Regions from separate parts of the Homo sapiens genome. Here region 2 is linked to region 1. Evidence: chromatin contacts called from ENCODE Hi-C data. All regions are on one chromosome and are shown on one strand. Each heading gives the region's core, a stretch centred on a gene start or an enhancer-like site at or near the end of the contact. The rest is flanking DNA. Distances are from core to core; before and after follow the strand shown.

The links. Hi-C counts contacts between places; a loop is a spot of excess contacts on that map.
Region 2: a map of ascending aorta shows a loop between it and region 1 (6-fold over the local background). The contact joins the promoter of LZTS3 here to the promoter of SRXN1 in region 1. A Hi-C loop is called at or near these places in 2 of 168 maps with a recorded cell type or tissue (CD4-positive, alpha-beta T cell and ascending aorta).

Annotation. Positions count from the first base shown.
Region 1 is chr20:651,010-657,997 of GRCh38, reverse strand. SRXN1 (sulfiredoxin 1) reads left to right here and starts at 4,798. Exons shown (of 2, transcript NM_080725.3): 1 at 4,798-5,022. The coding sequence starts at 4,813. LOC107985423 (a long non-coding RNA gene) reads right to left here and starts at 5,045. Exons shown (of 2, transcript XR_001754452.2): 1 at 4,524-5,045; 2 at 1-4,209. RefSeq lists a silencer at 4,361-4,920.
Region 2 is chr20:3,168,197-3,175,114 of GRCh38, reverse strand. LZTS3 (leucine zipper tumor suppressor family member 3) reads left to right here and starts at 1,566. Exons shown (of 5, transcript NM_001365618.1): 1 at 1,566-1,660. It overlaps LOC107985414 (a long non-coding RNA gene), which reads right to left and starts at 1,425. Exons shown (of 2, transcript XR_001754477.2): 1 at 925-1,425. RefSeq lists a silencer at 1,343-1,682.

The DNA of each region.
Region 1 (6,988 bases), core at 3,549-6,048:
ACTCATTTCTTTCTGCTTCTATTTTACTATAAGCAGTCAGGAGGAGCCAAGCCACAGCTTCAACACTTTGCTTAGAAATAGCTTTAGCTAAATATTCCGTTTCATTGCTCACAAGTTCTACCTCCTATAAAACACTAGAACGTGGACATAATTCAGCCAAGTTCTTTGCCATTTTATAACAACATGGCCTTTTTTCCATTGTCCAATAATATCTTCCTCATTTCCTCATCCAAATGGCCTTTTTCATCTGTATTTCTACCAACACTCTGTTCAGGATTCCTTAGTTATTATCAGGTTCCTGATTTTAAAAATTAGAAGTTTTCTTTACAGTTCTACTGCACTCCAGCCTGGGTGACAAAGTGAGACCCTGTCTCAAAAGAAAGAAAAAGGACACTAATCTCATTCATGAGGGCTCTACCCCCATGAACCCCGTGACATAATCACTTCCCAAAGGCCCACCTCCCAACACCATCACCTGGAGGTTGGGATTTCAACATATGAATGTTGGGGAGATACAAAGTCACCTTGATCTTGGATTTCTCAGCCCCTAAAACTGTAAGAGACAAAGTTCTGTTGTTTATAAACCACCCAGTCTATGGTATTGCTATGGCAGCCAAAAAGGACTAAAACACTTCCTCAGAACCACATGCCATTCTTTTGCAGCACCCACTACCAATGTATACTTTCCATTAACCAGTGTGATTATTTGGTCATTATCTGAATCCTCCACTACACTGTAAGCCTCATAATGCAGAGATTGGTAGTGTCTTTTTGCTGATCACTAAATCCCCTGGGTCTAGCCTAGCCAATAGCAGGTGACCAGTAATTATCTTTAAATGAACTCCTTACCTTTAAGTCATTATAATAAATAATGGTGGCTTATGCTTTTAAGAAAGTCTGTGTCCCCCAATGCCATAGCTGGCTTGTCCATATGTAGGCATCTGACTAGAACTTGGAAATTTTCTCTCTCTCCCTGTCTCTGTGCCATAAGGCCTGTAACTTGAGAGCTGTGGCCCCGATTGCTAGCTACTTATCAATCTCTATTCTTCCTTAGTAAGAGAACTCCAGTTTTAGCTCAGCACATTACCGCTACGGATGAAGACAACATATCCAGCTGCCCTTGCAGCCAGGGGTGGCCGTGTGACCAATTTCTAGTCAATGACATGCAAGGGGAAGTGTTATACAAAACTTCTGAGATAGCATCCTCAAAAGGGGAGGGGTCATATCCTTTGCCTTTCCATTTCTCCACCTCTTTCCAGGGTGGAATTTGGATGAGACGGCTGGCACTTCAGCAGCAATCCTGAATAGGAGGTGACCCTGAGAATGAAAACTCTGCTGGAAAATGATGGAGCGGCAAGATAGAAAGGGCCTATGCCACTAGTGACCATGGAGCAGCCATCCCAGCCATGGACTTCCTACCTCGACTGTTTTTTTTTTTAAAGAGGAAACACTTTAAGTTGTATGAAGTCTCTGTTGTCAGGTTTCCCTTATTTAAAGCCAAATATCATCGCTGTTGACAGTCATGTTCCTGACATGTAGAGATAATCCCTCTGCTGAGTGAGGGCAGAGAAAAGAAATCTCTCAACTTACTTTCCCCTGAGGCTCCGCTTCACCTCAGTCACGGGAATAGCCAAGCATCCCCATTTTCATTAAGCTAATTCACTTTGGCTTTCTGTCACTTGCAAACAAAAGTCTTGACTAATACATCAAGCCTAGTCTGAAAGTGAAGACACGGAGAGACGTTCAAGCTCTGTTACAATTTAAAATGCAATCAAACAGCAAACATTTATTGAGCACTTATAATGCGTTGTGCACTGTTTTAAGGACCTCACCTAACACCATCTCTCTTCACTCTTCCAACACCCCTGTGAATTAGGTGACATTATGTCCGTTTTACAGATTAGGAAACAGGCACAGACAGGTGACTGGCCCAAGGTCACACATCTAATAAAATAGTGCAATTTTAACCCAGGCAAGGTACAGAACTATAGGGGATGACCCAGTATCAAGTTTCCCTTTTGTTTTAGTTTTGGTTCCCTGATAGCAAGTCTGAGACTTGAGTGTAAGTCGTTTATGTGGGAGGTGATCCCTGGAAGCAGAAGTAAGGGGTGGGAGGAATGGGACAGAGGGTGTGTTAGTGAAGTCAGTTGTAGCAATAGGGCTGAGTACTTCTGGTCTCTGAGAAGGTTCCAGAAAGATCTGAATGGTCTAGAACACCTCTCTGAATCGTCCACCTGTGACAGCACAAGACTGGCATTTACTCACCGGCTCCTGCCCCCATTAGTGAATGGCCTGGCACCTCTGGAATGGGCAGAGCTCCCACAGGGATGCCCCATCTATCAAATGGGGATGGAGATAACAGACTCGTCTCATAAAGCTGTTAGGTTCCATGAGTTAATATATGTAAAGCGCATCAAACCATGCTGGGCACATGGAGAGCACTCAGTAATGTATGCTATGTATGACCTGAGGGAAGAGCGTTCCATGCACAGGGAACAGCAAATGTAAAGGGTCTGAGGCCAGGACACATTCGCTGTGGAAGAGGCACAGCAAGGAGGCCAGTGTGACTAGAGTTGACTCCGGGGCTTGAGGAGTGGAAGGTCAGAAGGTGTGAGCCACTGCATCCAGCCAGGGAAGGTTTCTTCACTCTTAAAAAGAGGCTCGAAGGGATGTCCTAACTTCCACTTGTGGACATTCGCATGTAATGATGTGATGTTTTGAGCTACAGTAGCCATCTTGGGACCATGAGGGGCACACCGCAGGATAACAGAACACCAAGGATGATGGCACAAAAGGATAGACAGAACCAGGGTCTTTTTTTTCTGAGAGAGTCTCACTCTCTCACCCAGGCTGTAGTGCAACGGCATGATCTCAGCTCACTGCAACCTCTGCCTCTCGGTTTCAAGCAATTCTCCTGTCTCAGCCTCTGGAGTAACTGGGACTACAGGCGCGCGCCACCATGCCTGCCTAATTTTTGTACTTTTGGTAGAGACAGGGTTTCACTATGTTGGCTAGGCTGGTCTCGAACTCCTGGCCTCAAGTGATTCGCCTGCCTCAGCCTTCCAAAGTGCTGGGATTACAGGTGTGAGCCACCGGGCCCAGCCAGAACTGGAGTCTTTGGTCACATTGTTCAACTGCCTCTTTACCAACCTTGGACATACCTACCTCCAAACATTTTATTATGTGAGAAAACAAACCTTCTTATTGCTTAAGCCATTTTGAATTGGGCCATAGATATCTTAACACAGAGAATTTGATACCAGGAAATGAGGCCTCCCTGGGTACACCATGATGATAGAATCAGGCCAGAGCTCCACTTTTCCACTCTAGAAACTGTTATCCTGCCATTCTTACTTCCTGTAATGAGGAAGATGTTTTAGAAGGGATAACTTCCCTCTTGATGAAATTCTCTAATTCTGAATAATTCTGGGGCTGAGGTGTGGGTGTCAGTTCTACTTCTTGAAATAAAGTATCATTTAGGTGCGCACGGGAATTATGTTTCGAAAGGGAAAGGCTGGAGTCTTGGTGTCAGTGTTCTAAGGTTTTGTGAGAGACTAAGAACCCAAAATAAATGATCTTCAACAGCAAAATGGATGTTATGCAATTCACAGAGCACTATGAGCACTCTCTCAATTCACACAACTTTGAGTGATGGGCAGCATGACTTCATTTTACAGACGGGGTTCAGAAAGTGTCAGCAACTGGTGGAAGGCAAAGTAGAAACTCCTGGCTCCCTCCTTCGTCTCCAGTTTTCTCCAGCTGGCAGGGTAAGTATGCATTTCTCCATGTTCGTGCCATTCAGGTTGAGAAGGAAGACAAGCAAACCAGACATGCTTGTCTTCGACCGAGTCTGGGATCGTCCACCTTCCTGCTTGGAGTTGGTGGTTAAGTGGCCCCACAGTTTGGACTCGTGTGACCTGACTTTCATTTCAGCTGACCTTGAACAGCGGGTCTATAACTGCACCTACTTCCAGTAGTGTTGTAATGACACAAACAGACAGTGTGGAACTTGAAGGCAGGGCCCACCCATTGTCAGCGCGACTCCTGAGGGCTCCGTGTGACAGTCACTGTTGCTGAACCAAGGCAGCCAACGGTGGGGTAGAAGGCGGACTCTGGAGCCAGACCGTCTGGATTTGAACGCGGATTCGGCCACTTACTAGTTCCGTGATCTTGGGTACATCACTTAAACCTGTGTCTCAGTCTCCTCTTCTGTAAAATGGGAATAACAGTCATACCTTCCTTGCAGGGTTGTTTTGAGGTTCAGATACGTTAATACACGTGCAAAATGTTCGGAACGACTCCAGACACAGCCGGCGCCAGACTGGAAGTGGAACCGCTGGTGGGGATCATAACCTCGCTGGCTAGGAACCCCAGCAGCGGGGCAGCAGCGCACCGCGGGCTTTGCCGACTCACCCTGGCTGGGCAGGTCCGCCGCGCTCTCCCCCGCCCCCGCCCCCGCGGCCTAAGTCGGCCCGGCCGGTGCGTCACCCGCGCCCCTCCCGCCCCGCGACCTGCAAACTCACCCTGAGTCAGCCCGCCCGGGCGTTTCCACTCCCCGGACGCCGCGCGGCGCAGGGGAGGCGAGAGGCGCCCCCCGGTGGAGAGCCTGAGCCCCGCGCGAGTCTGGCGGCACCTGGCGAGCGGAGCCGGAGTCGGGCTGGGGACCGCGGGGTCGAGGCCGGACCGCGGCGGGGTCGGGGGAGAAACGCGCGCTGCCCTGGCACGGGCCCCCCCCCCCGGCCGCGCGGAATGGTATGGCCCGGCCGGAGTTAAGGCCGGGGGGAGGCGGCGAGTCCCGCGGCGGCGGCGACGATGGGGCTGCGTGCAGGAGGAACGCTGGGCAGGGCCGGCGCGGGTCGGGGGGCGCCCGAGGGGCCCGGGCCGAGCGGCGGCGCGCAGGGCGGCAGCATCCACTCGGGCCGCATCGCCGCGGTGCACAACGTGCCGCTGAGCGTGCTCATCCGGCCGCTGCCGTCCGTGTTGGACCCCGCCAAGGTGCAGAGCCTCGTGGACACGATCCGGGTGAGGCCTCGGGGAGTCCAGCCAACCGGAGGGAGGGCTTCGGAGGAGGGAGGTTGCCGGAGGAGGGAGGTCGCTGCGATGGACGCGAGACGGACTGGTTCCGGGCCCAGCCGGAGCTCAGCCTCTGCTGTGTGACCTTGAGCAAGTAGCTGGGCCTCTCTGGGCCTCTGTTTCCTCACTTGAGCAAGGAGGGAATTGGGCGAGATAATTAAAGTAGTGATGATAACGCTTATAACGCTAGTGCTTGCAGTGGTCCAGGAACTGCAGGAAGTCCCTCAGTTTCCTATGCCAACCCTAGGAGGTAGATAGTGGCTCTTTTGCAGACGAGAACTGAGGCAGGGAAGATTTCAGCGGCTTGACTAAGATCAGGCGCTTAAAAAGTGACACGGCTGGAATTCACACCCAGGCAGCCTGGGCCCCACTGCCCAGCACATGGCCACCGCACTACCCGGAGATAAGCCGTGGGCTCTCATGGCTGTGACAGTCAGTGACAGTGGGACTAGGTGTGTCATATCTGCTGGGAGGCCCTTGTCTGAATGGGAAGTGGGAGAGGTCAAGGGTCAGCTCCACCACTGAGGAAGGGTGTTAAGAATACCGGAGTGATTCTGGCAGGAACTTGGGGGCCCCGCAAGAACAGGTGTCAGGTTAGGCCTACATAACGTTGTGTCCCCTTCCCCCGACCCTTGGAAGGTGAGCACATGAGATCCCTAAGCCCCACCCAGCACCTCTACAGCCACCCCCGATAACTTTCAGTCCTAGTATTTACACTAGTGTCCTCACTGCCTGGAGCCACTTCCCCAGACAACCACAGGGCCTGCTCCCCTGCCTGGTTCAGCTCTCTGCCTCCTTGATCACCCTTGGTCAGAGTCACTGGCCTCTCTAGCTCTCCCCTTAGCCCGAGATGTTTTTCAGGATACCACTTATGTCCACCAGAAATTATATTATACATCTATTTGTGTTGCATTTTATTTTCTGTCTTCCTGACCTCACGTGCACTCCACAAGGGCGAGGACCTCGTCCCATCTTATCTGTTGCCACAATAGTAGCACGGCGCCTGGCTGAGATGGGAAGGGATCTGCCATGCATGCCCTGTCCCACCACTGGGCTTTTTCTCCCGTTGAGAACCTCTTCTATCTCTGCCTTGTCGTTTCTCACTCTTTCTCGGTCTTCCTGTCTCAGTGTCAGGATCTTCCCTGACCATCCCTACCGGGTTAGGAGCTTCTGTGGGCCTGCAGCCACCTGTGTGCCCACCTGCATAGCTCTGATCTCACTGGCTTTTTTTTTTTTTTTTTAAGACGTTGTCTGGGTCTGTCACCCTGGCTGGAGTGCAGTGGCACGATCTTGGCTCACTGCAACCTCCGCCTCCCGGGTTCAAGCCATTCTCCTGCCTCAGCCTCCCAAGTAGCTGGGATTACAGGCGCCCACCACCACGCCTGGCTAATTTTTGTATTTTTAGTAGAGATGGGGTTTCACCCTGTTGGCCAGGCTGGTCTGAAACTCCAGACCTCAAGCGATCTGCCCACCTCGGCCTCCCAAAGTGCTGGGATTACAGCCCACTGGCTTTTAACGTCCTGTCTAGACACCTGCCTTCCGTGCTAGAACCGTAGGCTCTGAGGGCCAGAACCAGCTCTGCCTTTGCTTACATACACCTGTATTAGTTTTCTGGGGCCACTGTAAGTTACCACAAAGTTGATGGCTTAAAACAACACAGGTTTATTTATGGTCAGAAGTCCAAAATGGGTCTTACTGGGCTAACACCAAGCAGGGCTGCACTACTTTCTGTAGGCTCTAGGGGAGAATCCATTTCCTCGCCTTTCCCAGCTTCCAGACGCCACCCACACTGCTTGGCTTATGGCCTCTTCCTCTGTCTTCAAAGCCAGCAACATCAGGCCAAGGCCTTCTCACATCGCATCACTCTGACCTCTTCCTCTACTTCCTCTTCCAGTTTTAAGGACCCTGATAATGG
Region 2 (6,918 bases), core at 317-2,816, 2.5 Mb before region 1:
TTATAAAGGCATTCTCACCTAAGGCAAAGGCTTAGGAAATACAACATTCCAGAGTCCTCCCTGAAATCACCAGTCATGTGAGAGATGGGTCCAAATGAGGAATAGAAAAATTAGAGCACAAAAAACCGGCAGTAACATTGAAACCAATTAAACAGAGTTGGCAAAAGCCAAAAACAAGGATTGAAAAAGAATGTTGTGGCTTAAAAAAAAAGTGTAAACAAAAGTTAGGTCTGTCGTCCTGATTAAGTGGACAAATATAAGTAGTGAGGGCGGCAGGTAGGAGGCAGAAAAGCACACAAAATTTCTCATGGGGGAATATAAAAACGAATTATTTGTCACTGACTTTACTAATGTGTGAAATGTAAACTATTTTCATTTGATAAATCTAAAGGCAGCCGCGAGAAGAATTAAAAATACTTTCTGCCTTGAAAATCACGATAGAAGATAAAAGCAAATGTGGGAAAATTCAGAAAACAGGAATAAATAAAAACTATAGAATACGAAGTCGTAAGACCAAACACAACACCTATAAACAGCAGAGACGTAATGCGTTAAATCCCAGCCAGAGCAGAGGCGCTGCAGTTCTTAGGGCAGACCCTGGTGCCTCCAGGCTTTTGCTAGTGCTAAACTCTCGGCTAGGCTTGCCTCCCTACCCTATTCAAGGCTGAGGCCTCAATTCAAGGCCGACTCCCTCCTCCCGGCAGTCCTCCCGGGCCGCCCTAGGCTGAGTGAGCACTCCCCACAGTGAACGCTGCCCGCGCGGGCGAGGCCGGCGCTCCGGGTCCGGTACGAAGTCCCACCTCACTCCCTCTCACCCCGGGTTACAGCGTGTGGTCTGGGGCCACGCGTTACGCCAGGCGCGGGGCACAGGGTGAAAGCGTTCAATCCTGCTGGAGTGTAATGTGTATTTTTTCCCCGTCGCACCTTCCAGACGGTGATCCAGTGTGAGCAGCAAGTTTCAAATCGTCTCCGTTTGGTCACGAACGGAGTTTACTGCCCCTCGACGCCTCCCGCACGACAGCCCGTGGTCCTCGCGCCCGGGCGGGTCGTTGCTCGGCCGGGCGGATCCACCCGCGACGGCTCGTCCCGACCCCTCCCTAGCGGACTTGCAAGGTCTCAGGGCGTCCGCTGGGAGGCCGCGTCCCGAAGAGCTGGCGCGGGAGAGGAATGGGGCTCGGGGCTCCGAGTCGGGAGCCCCTTCCCCCAAGCAAGAGGGGCTCCTCCTCCTCTTCCTAGACGTGGGATTCAGGGAGGGCGCGGTTCCATTGGATTTGTTGCAGAGGAACGACTGGGCCTGAGCCCAAGCCCAAGGGCCTGGGGGGTAACGAGCGATGAGCAGAGGGGCTCGCGGCGGACTTGCTGCGCCCTAGAGAGGGTGAGGCTGAGGGGTCCCACGCGCGGGCGGGGCGCAGCGACGAAGGGGTTAAGGCGCCTCACCCCGCCCCAGCCCGGGCATTGGCTGCCCTGGGGGGCGTGGCCGGAGGGCGGGCTCGCGTTTGCCGCAGCCGCTGGTGGGCGGGGCTCGGGCGGGGAGCAGGAGGGGCGCGGAGCGGAGCCGGGCCCGCGCAGCGCGCCCCGCCGGGCGTGCTTCGGGCTGCGCCAGCAAGCGGGGCCGGTGGCGCCCGTGTCGGAGACCCCGCGCCGGACCCTGAGGCAGCGAGTAAGTGAGGCAGGCCCATCGTGGCATCCCTCCCGGCTCCGACCTGCCGCCGTGCCTGCTGCACTGCGCGGCATGTCTGACCTGACCCGGACTGGGTAGGGGGCGCGTCCCGCTGCTAGGGTCCCAAGGGGGAGGGGAGCGGAGAGGAGGCGGATGATGTCATGGATGCTTCGCCCGGCCTGGGGGGAGGTGGCGGCCAGAGGGGGTGCGGCTCGGATTATGTCACCTCTTCCCTCTGCGCCCCGCCCCCCGGGGCCACACGCGTTGGTGGGGAGCCTGGGGAGGTGCGGGCGGGGTTTCCCCCATCGCAGGGACTCCCAGGTCCTGTGGCCTGTGGCTGGGGTCTCTATCAGTTGGCTCTGCGGGCCGTGGGCTGCTGGTGAATGGCGACCCCCCCTCCCACCCCCAGCAGAAGCTCGTGTGTGCGCGCGTGTGTGTGCTCGGGGTGGAGGGGGCGCTCTCGGCCCCCTCAGTCCTGAAACACTGGCTTCATCAGAGCCAGTAGCTAGGTGATGGGCCCATTCCGCTGCCAGTGCTTAGGCCACCGAGGGAAGACGGATCTCCCCTCACTCATCCCAACCAAGAAGTTCTGGATATCTCTGCACCCCAAAAGCCCTGCAGTGCCCCCAGATCCCTTTCCTCCCTCAGTCCTGCTTCCTGGAAACCCCTCCTGCTCTCCCTGCCCGGATTCACTGCCTCTTTGCATTGCCCATAACTAGCATTCCCACAGGCATTTGCCCTGCATTTCCTTGGTGCAGGGCCCAGAGACCCCCAGGACTCTGCCCTCTGTGCTCCTGGGAAACCTATAGGCCAGCCCTGGGGAGGCCTCAGAGTGAAATCTCCCTGGGGTGTCCTCAGCCAAGTGCTCCAAGATGCCCCCTCTGGGGGGTGGAGATCAGGGATGCTGTCCTGAGGCCAGCCTTTGAACTGGTCTAGAAGCATGTAGGATGGGCACAGAGAGCTGGCAAGAGCTTGTGTGTGAAGTAGAGAGGGGCTCAGGTCAGGGTAGATAGAGGAGGGGCATCAGGAGAGTCCTTGGGGACCCTGCTGCAAGCTCTGCTCTGGTTCTGGGGACCAAGAGGAATACCAGGCATTTCACCCATCATACATTTACTTCTTAAAATGCCTGCAATGTAGGTGTGAGAACCCGAGGTGAAATAACCTGCATGAGGTTGCACCCCTAATCAGTCAAGCTGGGATTTACACTTGGAGCTGATGCTGCCAGAACTCTGTCTACTGCACTTGGTCTTGCTCATGGAAGGATTTGGACAGAGCAGGGGCAAGATCAGCTTTGCCCTTTAGAAGGAATCCCCTGGCAGCTGCCTGGGGGAGGGAGTGCAGGAGAAGAAAGTCCATTGAGGAGCCCCCAGCAGGGGTGCTGGATGGAGGGGCTGGCTAGAGATTTTTAGGAGATAGAATGGGCTGGGGTTGGGGCCTCTGAGACCCCAAGTGTTCCTAGCTTTGGGAGAGACACAGGTTGAGGGGTGGGTTGGAGGTACCTGTACATGTAACTGTCAGGTAGAGTCCGTTTGGCCCCCTCATGACGCTAATACTGTGTATAATGCCCCAGGCACTGAGGGCTGAGGTGACAGAGATCGAGGCAGTCAGGCAACAGGCTGTCATCTCAGGGTGGTGCACTGATGCCAGGAGGCTGCCTTTGCAGACCATGCTCAGTTACCTGGACTAGTTCAGGACCGTGACCTTTCCTCTCAGTTCAGTTCCTGCTTACCAGGGAAACATCCCCTTCCTTGTCCTGCCGGTGTCCTGCTGGGATTTTTTTTTTTTTTTTTTTGAGGGGGTATCTCACTCCGTTGCCCAGGCTGCTGGAGTGCAGTGGCGCAATATCACTGCAACCTCCACCTCCTGGGTTCAAGCGATTCTCATGCCTCAGCCTCCCGAGTAGCTGGGATTACAGACACGCACCACGACGCCCGGCTATCTGCTGGGATTTTGTGGAAAGAAGCTGCAGCAGCCAAAGCTTGGGAGAGACAAGGGGCAGGGCATGCTTGCAAGGGGTTAACCATGACAGGTTACAATTACGACAAGAAGCTCTTTAGGCAGTGAGGCTCCAGAGAGAGCTTCTGTGGGTTGATAGTCAAGCATTCCCCAGGTAGAGCACGGAGAAAGGAGGCTCAGGACAATGGTCCTGGGACCTTGTTTCCATCCACGACTCGAGGCATCTGAGACTTGCTAGGGACTACACACACTCTAGAGAAACAGTAGGGGAGAGTGGCCTATGACCAGCCCCAACCTATGCTCAGGTTGTCCTTTCCCGGATCTCAGAGAAGGTGTACTACATGTTTGTATTGCCCCTTATAGTTTACAAAGCACCTTCCCAAACATTATACCCTGTCACTCAAGGTCAACATGATCACTGTTGAGGTTTATTCCTGCCCAGATCCAGGTATCTGGTGCAGTCACCTTGCTATCCCCTTGCCTAGATCTTTCATCTCACTATTGGCAACTTCCCTCAGCATATTAACACACAGGTTTCTACCATGGTTAATTTTAAAATTAAAAAAGCCCTTGAATCTCAAACCTCCTTAAATAACTGTCTTCTCTTTTAGCAGGAACTCTGCCATGTCTTTCTCTGCACTCCTCTAGCCTTGTGGACTGCCTTTGTTTTGTACCACTTTTTTTGTTCTGTTTTGTTTATTTGTTTGAGAGGGAGTCTTGCTCTGTCACCTATGCTGGAGTGCAGTGGTGCGATCTTGGCTCACTGCAACCTCCACCTCCTGGGTTCAAGCCATTCTCCCGCCTCAGCCTCCTGAGTAGCTGGGATTACAGGCATGCACCACCACACCCAGCTAATTTTTTTGTATTTTTAGTAGAGGCAGGGTTTCGCCCTGTTGGTCAGGCTGGTCTCGAACTCCTGATCTTAGGGGATCCACCTGTCTTGGACCTCCCTAAGTGCTAGGATTACAAGCGTAAGCCACCGCGCCAACCTGTTTTTTTTTTTTTTTTTTTTGATGTAGTCTCGCTCTGTCTTCCAGGCTGGAGTGCAGTGGCATGATCTCGGCTTACTGCAACTTCTGCCTCCCGGGTTCCAGTGATTCTCCCACCTCAGCCTCCTGAGTAGGGGATTACAGGCGCGCACCACCACGCCCAGCTAATTTTTTGTATTTTTAGTAGAGACGGGGTTTCACCACGTTGGCCAGGCTGGTCTCGAACTCCTGACCTCAAGTGATTTGCCTGCCTTGGCCTCCCAAAGTGCTGGCATTACAGGTGTGAGCCACCGCATCCGGCACTTGTACCACTTTTCTGAAACCATTCTGACATAGACATTGGTGATGTCTCGAGACCAGCTCCTAAATCCGCAGCACACTCTCCAACCCCAGTGTTACCTGGCCCTGTTATTTTTAACACTGGAAACTGTCCCCACATTCTTGAATCCCCCCAATCTTGGCCTTCAGGGCCCACCTTCTCCTGGCCTTCTTCCTGCTCCCAGAGTGCCTTCCAGACTTCTGGGGCTTTGCTCCCTGGCTCAGTGCTGGCCTACACCCCCAGCACCCTTGAAAACTGATGATCTCAATCTCTCTCCATCTAGTGCTTTTTTTTTTTTTTTTTTTTTTTTTAAGGAAAGAGTCTCGCTCTGTCACCCAGGCTGGAGTGCAGTGGTGCAATTACAGCTCACTGCAACCTCTGCCTCCTGGGTTCAAGGGGGTTCTCGTGCCTCAGCCTCCCAAGTAGCTGGGATTACAGGAATGCATACCGCACCCAGCTAATTTTTGTATTTTTAGTAGAGATGGGGTTCCACCAATTTGGCCAGGATGGTCTTGAACTCTTGGCCTCAAGTAATCTGCCCACCTTGACCTCCCAAAGTGCTGGGATTACAGGCATGAGCCACCTTGCTTGGCCTCCATTTAGTGCTTGAGAGGTATCTTCCTCTGGTGTTTCCCAAAGCAACTATTTTCCCCAAGCAGTCTCCCCCTATCATGTTAACAGTGTCACACGCACGCTGGTGCCCAGTCCAGCATTATCCCTTGTCCCCACCACCTGACCTCATCTGTATGAAATTTTGCCAGTTCTTTCCCAAACCCTGCCCAGGCCTTCCTACTGGTTCCAAGCCTCAGGCCTTTCAGGCTTCATCCTCCCAGTCCCCAGCTGCTCCCCACATTGCACCCAGAGGTGGCAAGAGAAGGGTCCATACTTAAGGTAGGAGGGGGTTGCAGGGCTGAGGCATAGGGGGCTGGAGTATGCTGGGGAGTAGAGGCAGAGCAGGGACTAGAGTGAGGCCAGAGAGGGACCCAAGGCACAAAGGGAAGGAGGCTGTCACCCTCAGGGCTGTGTACTTGCTGTTTGTGCCCTTCATTTGTGCCCTACGTGGCTCTCTGTCCTCATCCTAGTCCTGGCCCTTGCTTATGGGGACAGACGGGTCCAAGGGAGGAGGGTGGCGAAGTGCTCTTCTCCACACCTGTGGGGACAGATGCTGAGAATGGAATTCTACAGAGACAGTGGACAGGCTTGGTAGTGAACTTTCCAACAACCTAGAGCTCTCATTCCTGGTGTGGGGGCCAGAAGACTCCCGAAGGACAACAGTTTTGTCAGGTGCCCTTGGTCTGGGCCAGGGACTCAGCATTAGAACTGGGCATCTGGGTAGAAGACGGTCTGTGGGGCCATAGGGTGCCACGTGGGCCCCTTAACTTGATAGGGAAGGAGGGCTCCCTGCCTGGTTTATGCAGGGTGTAGTGGGAAAAGGCCTGAAGGGCGCCCTCTCCCATTTCCCACACACTTATTTGAGGGTCTAACCCGAGGCAGACACTGCCTGGTGCTCCTGCCCGGCTGCATTATGCAGATCTCTGGGGCAGGTGTTCCCAGGTGCGAACTTGAGACAAAGGAACGAGGAAGCACGGCCTCCCTGAGCACAGGTAACCCGAGGCCTGGCTCCCCCTGCGCTTGTGGGCCGGCCTTGGGGGAGGGGGACGCGCACCCACAGAAGGACTCAGAGGGCTTCACGGTAAGCTGAGCAGGGTCAAGGTCCACAGGGAGCGGGAGAGGGTAGTAATCCGGGAAGTCTTCCTGGTGGCAGTGAATTCTTTGCGGGGTTCGGCAGGCGCAGGATCCTTGGGGCCGCGCACCCTGCAGCGGCCCCTCCCCTCCCCTCCCCCCTCCCACCTGTGGGAAACGCAGGCCCTGAGAGAGGCTCCGTCAGTGCCAGCAGCTGGCGCCACTGCGTCCCCTGCCCCGGCCTCAGCCAGCCCTGGGACCTCTGCGGAGGACTGATCCCGGGAAGGGGGCCCTGTCTTCCCAGGGCCCCG